2 separate regions of the Mus musculus genome follow, and region 2 is linked to region 1. A link is a loop called in an ENCODE intact Hi-C map of the cell type or tissue named here. Cell type or tissue: left cerebral cortex. All regions are shown on one strand. Region 1 overlaps Camk2b (calcium/calmodulin-dependent protein kinase II, beta). Region 2 holds the start of Camk2b (calcium/calmodulin-dependent protein kinase II, beta).

The links. Hi-C counts contacts between places; a loop is a spot of excess contacts. Peaks named below come from ENCODE experiments on the same cell type or tissue, not always from the same donor. Only the 100,000 strongest peaks of a DNase experiment are listed, where the experiment ranks them.
Region 2: a loop joins it to region 1, with 5 times the contacts of the local background. A loop is called at or near these places in 4 of 42 quality-filtered maps.

What each region holds. Positions count from the first base shown.
Region 1 is chr11:5,997,908-6,002,907 of GRCm38, forward strand. Camk2b (calcium/calmodulin-dependent protein kinase II, beta) reads right to left here. Exons shown (of 21, transcript NM_007595.5): 4 at 3,431-3,485; 5 at 1-41. Among named protein-coding and RNA genes, the nearest start is that of Ykt6, 45 kb to the left of the region's middle. In left cerebral cortex, no CTCF peak of the experiment used is centred here; DNase peaks (open chromatin) are centred at 2,130, 2,755, 3,438, 4,537 and 1 more place; H3K27ac peaks cover 3,532 bases.
Region 2 is chr11:6,060,959-6,065,958 of GRCm38, forward strand. Camk2b (calcium/calmodulin-dependent protein kinase II, beta) reads right to left here and starts at 4,790. Exons shown (of 21, transcript NM_007595.5): 1 at 4,516-4,790. The coding sequence starts at 4,580. In left cerebral cortex, no CTCF peak of the experiment used is centred here; DNase peaks (open chromatin) are centred at 572, 1,642, 2,631, 3,446 and 3 more places; H3K4me3 peaks cover 3,575 bases; H3K27ac peaks cover 2,374 bases.

The DNA of each region.
Region 1 (5,000 bases):
CTCTTGCCACGATGTCTTCAAAGAGCTCCCCACCAGTGACCCTACAAGGAAAGCACATGGTCACCAATCCTGAAGATCCTCATCACCTGATACCCCATCACTGTCACCACCATTATCTATCATCACCACCGCCACCACTGTGAACACTGTCACACCACCACTGCCACCATAACCACCACAGCCATCACCATGACCACCACAGTCACCACCATCACCATGACCATCACAATCATTGCCATCACCACCACCATGGCCACCACAGTCACCACCATCACCATGATCACCACAGTCATCGCCATCACTGCCACCATGACCACCACAGTCATGGTCATCACTGTCACCATGACCACCACAGCCACTACTATCATCACCACCATGGCCACCACAGTCATTGCCATCACCATCACCATGACCACCACAGTCATCACCATCACCACCACCACATTTATCACCATCACCATGGCCACCACAGTCACCACCATCACCATGGCCACCACAGTCATCACCAGTACCACCACCATGACCACCACAGTAATCACCACCACTGCCATCATGACCACCACAGTCATTGCCACCACTGCCACCATGACCACCACAGTCATTAATTACCACCACTGCCACCATGACCACCACAGTCATTGCCATCACTGTCACCATGACCACCATAGCCACCACCATCACTGTCACCATGACTACCACAGTCATCACCATCACCACCACCATGACCACCACAGTCACCACCATCATCATGACCACCACAGTCATCGCCATCACTGTCACCATGGCCACCATAGCCACCACCATCACTGTCACCATGACCACCACAGTCATCACCATCACTGTCACCATGGTCACCACAGTCATCACCATCACCGTCACCACTTCCTCCATCACTGTTCTCATGCCATCTTCATTATATCACCATGACCATCACCATAGCTGCCATCATCACTAACACCTCATCATTGCTACTGCCACCAATGCTACTGTTACCTTCACCATTGTCATCGCTGCTACCATCTCACCACCATGACTACCATCACCATTCCATCACCATACCATCATTACCATCATCTCCATCCTTACACACACACCCCAATAGTGACAACTTATCAAAGGCATACTCGTTCACCATCATGGAATGCTTCCTTCTTCACACCTGTTTCCCGAGAAAACTGAGTTTCTTTACACCTAAGTGGGCTTCACACGTAAGCACATGAGTTTGCAGAGCCAGGGCTTCCCAGGGTTACACCCAGCTTTGTGAACCTTAATCCTAGGTCTGAGACTATCTGGCTCCCCCTATTCAATGCTCTGCTCTCTTGAGCCAGATCTGGGCCATCACAGAGTGGATTTAGTGCCTGTATCTGGCCTCCATGGTGGGCTGAGGGCTTGAAAGACTTGAATTCCTGTCCCCATGAAACCATAGACAACATAGGTAGTGTACTCTGCCCACACACCCTCCTGCCCTTTGTCTCTGTCCATACATCAAATGCCCATGGCAAAGCAACACTGTAAATGTGTGGTTTGCACATATGTGGACCAGGAGAGTCTGTCCAGCAGTAGCCCATGTAAGGGGCTGTTATCCCCAGTGCTGTGTGATCGACAGTTTGAGTCTTGACACAAAATTCTTGAACCAGGCTTTGAAAACTCAAGTCTGGGCAGAAAAAATGGTGTAAGGCCAATGTATCTTGGTGCAAAACTGTAGTTCAAAGGATAGCCTTGGTTTGCCAGATCTGTGCCAGGGCAAGGCTCCCTGAGTTACTGCATGTGTTCAGGCACTGATGCTTTGGTGTGTGGGCACCAGGGTCATCTCTTGGTCCAGAGTCACGGGACAGGAAGCTGGGCCTCTACTGAGCTGGATGCCATGCGCGGTCACTGTTGCAAGCTCTGCTCTGTAACTTCCATGGTGTGTATCGGCCACCTCCCCAAACCTGCAGGGCTCTCAGCTGACAAGGCCTTGAGGCCTACTGGGGGGCTACCAAACCACCTCAGAACCTGCAACCCTGGAGGCTCTGGAGGTATGGGGGGAGGATATTTAGACCTTCTGTCCAGACCCACCTCCTCAGTCTCTCCCTGCAGCTGTCTGCCTGGCATGTGCTGAGAGGTCTGAGAGATAAATGTGTCACATATACACATCCCTCCCTCCCCCACCCTCTCTTTCCTTCTTGGCTCCTGAAACAAGTGCAGCCATCCACTGGTCATCATGACCACCCTCAGCCCACAGACCTCTGTTTCTTGAGAAGAAGGGTGGTAAAGGTGATTTTGGGGCACACAGGGGGAAAGAGAGCCCACCCCACCTCAAGCCACAGGACTGGTGTCTCAGCCCAGATTCAATCAGACTGCAGCCTGTTATCTAGCAGATCACTCTAGGCAGGGTCTTGTGGCTCACACAGGGGTAGCTGAGAAGTAAACAAACCCCATGCAGGGGCAGCCTAGCTCTTCACCGGAAGATGCTACAAGGCAGAGGATGCTAAGGCCTGCATGCCCAACGGCCCAGACATCTGTCAGGCTGTTTGAGGGAGGAAGGGCTAAGAGGTGGCCCTAGGAAGGCTCCTCCTGTTCCCATTCAGCCTGTTGCTCAAGGGCAGCCAGAGGGCATGGGGTAACCATGGTAACGGTACCAGAGCCAGGTTTCCCTGGCTGTGCAGTCTGGAGGCCACCAGGACAAGCCAAAGCCCCTGGGCCCCCACCCAGCCCAGGGTCCTGCAGCAGCCCTGATTCACAGACAGCTAAATATAGTGCTGCTTAGCAGGGGCTGCCAAGAGTAAAGGGAGATGAGATCATCGCTTCTAAATCCGGCAGGAAGTGAGAGGCGGAGTTGGCCCCGAACGCCTTCTCACTCAGCTACTGCACACACACACACTCATGCAAGCACACACACACACTCATGCAAGCACACACACACACACACACACACACACACACACACACACACACACAGAGGCCTGTATCTCCAAAACATACCCAATCACACTTCGAAAACAGACATGCATGTACACTCATGGACTTTACACAAAGCATCTCTGTGCTTGCTCTAAGCTCTACACATATGCATGCACATGCATCCTTCCACCCTCACTTACAAACACGCATGCTCACATCAGCTAGCTGCGCCCCCAACCCAGCATGGCAGGCCTCAGAATGGAGGGAAGTGAATGGCTGCTCTCCCTGGTCTTCCCTCCACTGTCCCAACCGACAGGTTTTCTGCAGAGTTGGCGTCCTCAGCATGTCACACTCAGACTGGGTAAAAACCCATGCACAGCCATATCAGCGCTGGCTAGGCTGCGTGTGGCTGGGAATGAGGTGACCCCTGCAGAGGTGCACTCGGAGTGTCCTGATGTGGGGACAGGCCTGCTCCTGAATCTGAAGAGGCTGTGGGCCCCATGCTGGGAGTGAAAGAAAGGTGAGGGTCCTTGGATTTGGCACTTACAGATCGAAGACCAGGTAGTGGAAGCCCTCTTCAGAGATGCTGTCATGGAGGCGTACTGCAGGGACAGAGAAGTCGTGAGGAGCAGGAGGTAGCCCAGGATATTCCCTACTGCCCACCGCCACCCTGTCAGGGCCCACCCAGCACCCGTGCTGCACGCCTGGGGCAGGGAACTTGTCTCTGTGGCCCACAGGGTCTCCCCCAAGACAAGATGGCTGCCTGGGTCTGGGGGAAGATATGAGCTGACTTGAGGTGCTGCATGCTGAGCCTGAGGGAGCATCACGGAGCCCTGAGGGAGCACCATAGAGCCCTGAGGGAGCACCATGGAGCCCTGAGGGAGCACCATGGAGGTCTAGGCAGCACCTTGCCCTTCCACTGGCCCCTTTCTGTTCTCCTATTTCCCCTACCATCGGGAAACACAGCAAAGGCTCACTGCTGAGCCCTAACAGGAGCCATGTCTTCAAGGGAGAGGTTTCTGCAAGAAACAAACCGATTTTCCTGTCCTCAGCAGGACAGGGCCTCCACTGAGAAAGATTACCAGGTGAGGTATATTTCAGAGGCTCAGACAGTTTCCCTCTCTCTGGCCCTATTACCACACCAGTTGCTGAACTTGTATTCAGTCCTGTCTGGCCTGGGCTGGGGCTGATGGGCTCTGAGGAATGATGGCGATGGTGGGAGGGAGCTGCCAGGTCTCGGCTTGGGGCTGCACTCTGCACCAAGCAGTAAAGATTTTCTAGGAATGAGTCACTCTGGGCCCTGCTCTCCCACCTGCAGATCCTGCCCTTTGCTAGAACAGCAATGCATGCCAGGGCTGTTCTGAGCACCTTGCTCACCAACCACCCCTGCAGGCTGCAGAAAAGGGATCGGCACAGAGAGGTTGCCAAGCAGCAGAGGGCACACAGCCTACAGTGAGTCTGTGGGAGCAGGGGTCTGGCTCCAGCGAGTGTGCTGGACTAGTCCTGGCCCTGGTGCTCTTGGGAGCTTAAGTTCTTGCTGTATTCCACCACCCAAGACTGGGCCACGAGGCTGGAGAGTGAAGAGCAGCTACCTTCTCCCTGGTCCCACAGGACTCCAGGACCTCAGGCAGAAACAGCCCACACAATTCCTGCTCCTGGCACCCTCCTCTCTGTCCTAGTTTCTAGCTAGCTGCTGGCACCCTCCTTCCTGGCACTAGACTTCCCAGGCGCCATTCTGATAGTATCCTTATGCCTAGGAACTCCGATCTGTCCTGTGCCCCAACTTGGTTTCCAGGCGCCTTAATCCCATGATGCATTTCACCTCATGTATACCTTTAGCACGCCAGGCCCCAGGCCCTCAATAGAGAGAGGAAATGGGATACCTGCTGTGGCCACCACAGTAGCCGTGTGAATTGGGAAGGACACCCCACTTACCTGAGCCCAGTCTGCAGCTCTGTAAGATGGAAGAACCCCCTGTCTGTAGGGTGCTGTAAATTGTGCTCCTATGTGAAGCAGTGAGCAATCCCTGAGCCACAGCCCTATGTCTGTCACTGTTGTCACTGTGGTATAACAAACACCAGATGACTGAGGCTCAGAGTCTGAGGCCACTTAGGGAC
Region 2 (5,000 bases), 63 kb after region 1:
ATTATCCTAGTTTGTTTAATGAATAAAATAAAATGTTGAATCTTGCTGGTCTCAAATGGGGTCAGAGTGTTGGTTGTCAGGGGGAGGTGATGAGACGAAGTGACATTTCCACAGAGGGAATGTGGACAGGGCCCTGGGTTTGGAAATGGGCAAAGATGGTGTGACAAGCCACTAGCTGGAGGACAGGCATGGTCGTCAGGAGCCTGGGGTCTGAGGAAAACACAAGGTAGCCAAGATTCCGCCAGCTGAGTGACAATACCTCTAAATCCCAGAACAGGGCAGCTTCATCGGCTCCAACAAGCAGAACCAGATTTCAGGACAAAGTCCCTGATGGGCACCTGGACCTTTCCTAAGAGGTGGAGCTGCTCTGTACCCCTGAAGCATCTCCCCAGTAAACTAACTAGCCATGACCACAGGGCCAGCATGCTAACACAAGAGGTGCCCCGGAGAGTTAGCAACTGTCACCAGAACAGAGTCCGGCAGCAGGCATGCAGATGTATTCTTAGCTCCCAGCAAAGTAGGTTATGGTATAAAAATACCATTAAATAGTAACTAAACTAGCGTCACCTTAGTGCGCATCTTGCCAGCAAAGCCAGCATGTGCGATTTCTTTTTAAATTACCCTATATTAGAGAATCAAGACCAGGGCTCATTCTGGAGAGCAAGCCACCCGGCAAAGGCCAGAGGTCCAATTACCCCTTCCCCTCAGGTGACGTGAGACCCACTCTGCTGCGCCCTGAGCCTCGGCCCCAGGCAGGGGTCCCAGCTCCTGCTTTCATGTGAGTGGTCCAGTCCCAGGGAGAGCAAGACAATGCTGAACAGAGTAGGTGAAAGGGGGTGGGGGGTGGGGCAAGCAAATTGGTGGGAGGGGGAGGGTAGCCCTAGCAAAGGCCAGGAGGCAGATTGTGCCTGGGGTTCTCCAGGGCAGGAAAGAGAAAGCAAACATGCAGCAAGAACAAGATTTCTCCTGTACCCAGTCCCAGGACAAGGAAGGTCCCAAGTTTATCAACTACCCAGCAGGTCACCCAGTCAGAAGAACCAACAGCTGATGACAACGATCCTGGACAGTGGGCAGCACCTGCTCTGGATGGTGGCTGGGGATGGGAGATGGCGCCAAGGACACTTAAGGTCAGGTCTAGGCCCATGGGGGCAGGGCCCAGAATGGCGGGAACTCTCTGGGCTGAAGGTCAAAGGTGATCTCCACAGCCCAAGCTTGGTCAGGTAGTGAGTAACCTTAGGCACTACTATAAGAATACCAAAGCCAAGGCGCCCATGCTCTCTCCCCCAAAGTAGGAGTGTCCATGAACCCTAAATTATATACAAAACTTACGGAAGTCTCTAAGGAGACCACCTATATTTTATTAAGACAACCACTCTCTAAAAGTGGAAAATTCACATGCGTTAACGCAGAACTTTCAATCATTTTGCACCCACTATCATTTCGTACCTGCCAAAGGCAGGGCCAGTGCATTGGGCTCACAGCCAGTGGAAGTGGGCAAGCGTTGCCATGTGTAAACCCTACCACCAGTGACAAACACCAAAGCAAATCTCACTCGTGTGCCAGTCAACATGCGCACAGCATTGGTCATGTGACCAGAGAGACTAGGAGGCAGCCTAGCTCTCCGTAAGGAACAGGGTGGGTGATAGATACGTGGTGCTCGTGCCACGATCACCATGTGGCAGTCAGGGCCGCTGCCTGTCAGCACCTTGTGTGTCTGCAAGACTATCCTGACCAAGAGCACAGTTCTGGAATCTTACAAAGTTACAAGAAAATGGGGAAGAATCCTAGTGTTGATAGGGATCTTTGTGTCTGTGCAAGTGCGACAAAGAGACAGAAGAAAATGGGCTCTTTAGTATTTATTTGTAGTAATTACTTGCTATAATTTTGAGACAGGACTGAGGTAAAACGATGACTCCGTTTTAGTTCTGGGTAGAAGAGACACCACTGGTTATCGCTCCTGGGGTCTCTGAGGTTTTCAAACGCATCCAATAGGAGATCATTTAAACCACACCAAGGCTGGTCCACATAGACTGATGGTGTCCCCCACTTTGCACTGTGCTTTCTCCTGGGGCCCTGAGTTCACAGCGTGTCCGCAACCCAGCACATGAACCACGAGGCAAGAACTAGCTACAAAGAAAGACACACATTGAGGTGCCTCGAGGGCTGGACCCCCGAGAGCCATTCTCCTCAGACACCCCATCTGCTGCCCGGGCCTGAGGGGAAAGTCCAAAGCTGCCACTAGAGAACCAAGAGCAGCTGTGGGCCTGGGTGCAGCCCTCCGGCCAAGCAGGGGACTTCAGCATCTCCTGACCCGGTGCCAGGGGCGACAGCTTTAAATAAACTTGGATGTGTCTACCTGGGGCCCTGAAGTAGTACCAACTGTGCTGTAGGCAGGCACCAGCAACCACTAGTGATCATGGCCAACATGGCTACTGGGGGAGCTGAGTTCCCACAGTGTATCTTGAGGGTCCCATCCCCTTCATCCTTCCTTGCCCATTCCTGGGGACTGGCACCTAGCAGGCTCCACCAAGATATGCTGGGCTGAGCTGACTGTCCCTGACTGGAGTGTCTCCTCCACCCCAGCACCTGAGGAGCCTCCCCACACTTGGGTGAGTGGCCATTCTTTTGTGCCTAGGAAGGAGCTGGTAGTGACAGCCCTCACTGGTGTCTACCGCAAATGTCACCCTCCAGCGGCCGTTCCCCAGCGGGGGTGCTGCTGGCCACCTTATGTTGCTGCTCGGCCCAGGACAGCGCCCACCAACGGGGAAAACTAGCCCACCTAGGTGGTCTGTAGGTTACGGGCTCCTCATGTGGACTGCTCAGAAGATACCAAGAGGCCTAGGGTGGGAGACAAGCCCCTGGGCATACAGGAGAAGGTGACAAGAAGGTTCCCTAGGAAGGAGAGGCTTCCCACTGCTGCCACCTGCCCTGGCAGCACACAGCTGTGGGGGGATGAACCTGGCTCGGAAGAGCTCTTCGAGGCATCAGAGGATCTGTGAGCTGCAGGGCTGGCCCCCATAACCCCGAGGCTGCCTTAGCTCCACCTGAGGACTCCCCAGCCCACCACCTCTTCCTCACAGAGCATGCCCCCACAGGCTACTGGAAGGTTCTTCAACGCCTGCAAGCGTGAGGCACAGCGCTGAAAGGGCGCTGAGCTCTCCAGGCTGGGATGGCTGTCCGGGTCCACCCAGCCTTGTTCCTTCCCATCCAGTATAGACTTCCTCCTGTCACTCCACTTGGCTCCTCACCCCCGCCCCCCAAGACCTGACCCAAATCCTGTTGGCACGTGCAGGAAGGAGTGGGGAATGCACACACCCCCACACTCCTCCAGCGGGGCACTCCACAATTATCAGTGATCAGCGTCCCTCGCCCACCACAAGCTTTCAGACGCTTTTTCAGTAAAGGGAAAAAAAGGATTTGCGGCTGGATGTGTAAGAGGAAATCTCGCCAGCGCCCCCACGGCACAAGACGGATGGGGGAGGGGAGAGGGAGTGGGAAGGAAGATCCAGCTCTGGAGTTAAGCAGCCAGCACCTAAGGATGCCCCTGCAGTCACCTTAAATCACAGAGGGAAGCCCCAGGCCCCTGAGGGGCTTCGCTGTTTCTGAGACCCTAGGACAAAGCCAGGTCTGGACGTTCACAATCATAGCTTCACCCCCATATTGCTTGTACTGCGGAGCAGCGTCTTGGCGCCAGGGCACCTGTTCCCCACGAGGCCCTACTAGAAATACGCCTTTAGAGTCCCTCCCCTCAGCCCTCCCACCACAGGAGGAAAAAAAAAAAAAAGGTCCAGAAGCCAGCCTCTCTCTGCCTCGATGACCCTGAAATCAGAGGCCCAACTGGTTCCCTGTCTCTCTCTCCTCACTCTCTCACCCCCACCCCCACTCCACGGCCTGATCCTGGCTCTCTGACCTCGTCCACCCCCTCCAAGTTCTTGTTTCCAGAAGAATCTGGGGGGAAAATCCTCTAGAACCCAGATTCCCCAAGGGACCCAAGGCAGAAGCTGCTCCCACGCTGCTCCCCCAAAGCAGATGGGGCCACGCGAGGAGCAGGCGCGGAGCGGGTCCGCTACCGCTGCCGCCCGCCTCTCGGGTGGGGGTGAGGACAGCGTGCCCACACCGGAGACGACCCCCTGAGGCCATGACCGACCCCTCGGGCACTCTAGGCCTGGCAGCCGCCCCCGGGTGCCGCTCCTCTCTGACCTCCCCGCCGCCAAATGCGTCACGTCTGCCCGGCGCTCGGGGGACACCTGCTGCCGCCCCCGCCGCGCCGCGTCCATGTCCCTGAGTCCCGGTCCCCGCTAAGCTATGGCACCCGGCAGGGCCGTAAGCACTGCGGTGGAGGAGCGGGGCCCAGAACCCAAGGCACGGGGGTCGGGGCTGCACGGGGCTGTGCGCTTGGGCCCGCAGCTGGAAGGAGCCGGGGGCGCGCGGGGCCGCAGTGCGCGCGAGGCGGGCGGCGATGGGGTCCCTGCTCCCCGGGGTCTGCGGACAGCCCGCGCGCGCCGAGGCTCTTACTTGCCAATATCCTCGTATAGCTGGTACTCGTCGGTGAAACGGGTGCAGGTCACCGTGGTGGCCATGGCGGTGGCGATCGGGCTCGGCGTGCGCTCGGCTGCGCTCGGGCGGCGGCGACTCCGGCTCCCGCTCGCGGGCACGGCGGCGACACGGGCGCGGGCGCGGGAGACACCTCGGCTCGCGGCGCCGGGCGGGGGCCGGGCTGGGCTGCGCCGGGCGGCGAGCGCACGCGAGATCTGCTCGCTCTGTCCCCGCCAGGAGCGCGCCGCACACCTACGCGCGCAGAGGCGCGGGCGCCGCTGTCGCCGCCGCGCCCGCCCCGCCCGCCGCCCCTTGCACGCGCCTCACTCGCACCGTACACACGCCTGCACCCGCACACTCACCGCACCCGCGCCTTGTACCTGCACTAGCGCCCGCGCCTGCACGCGCACTGCGCCCGCACCCTGCACCCGCACCGCGGCTCCCCTCGCATGCCCGTCGCGCCC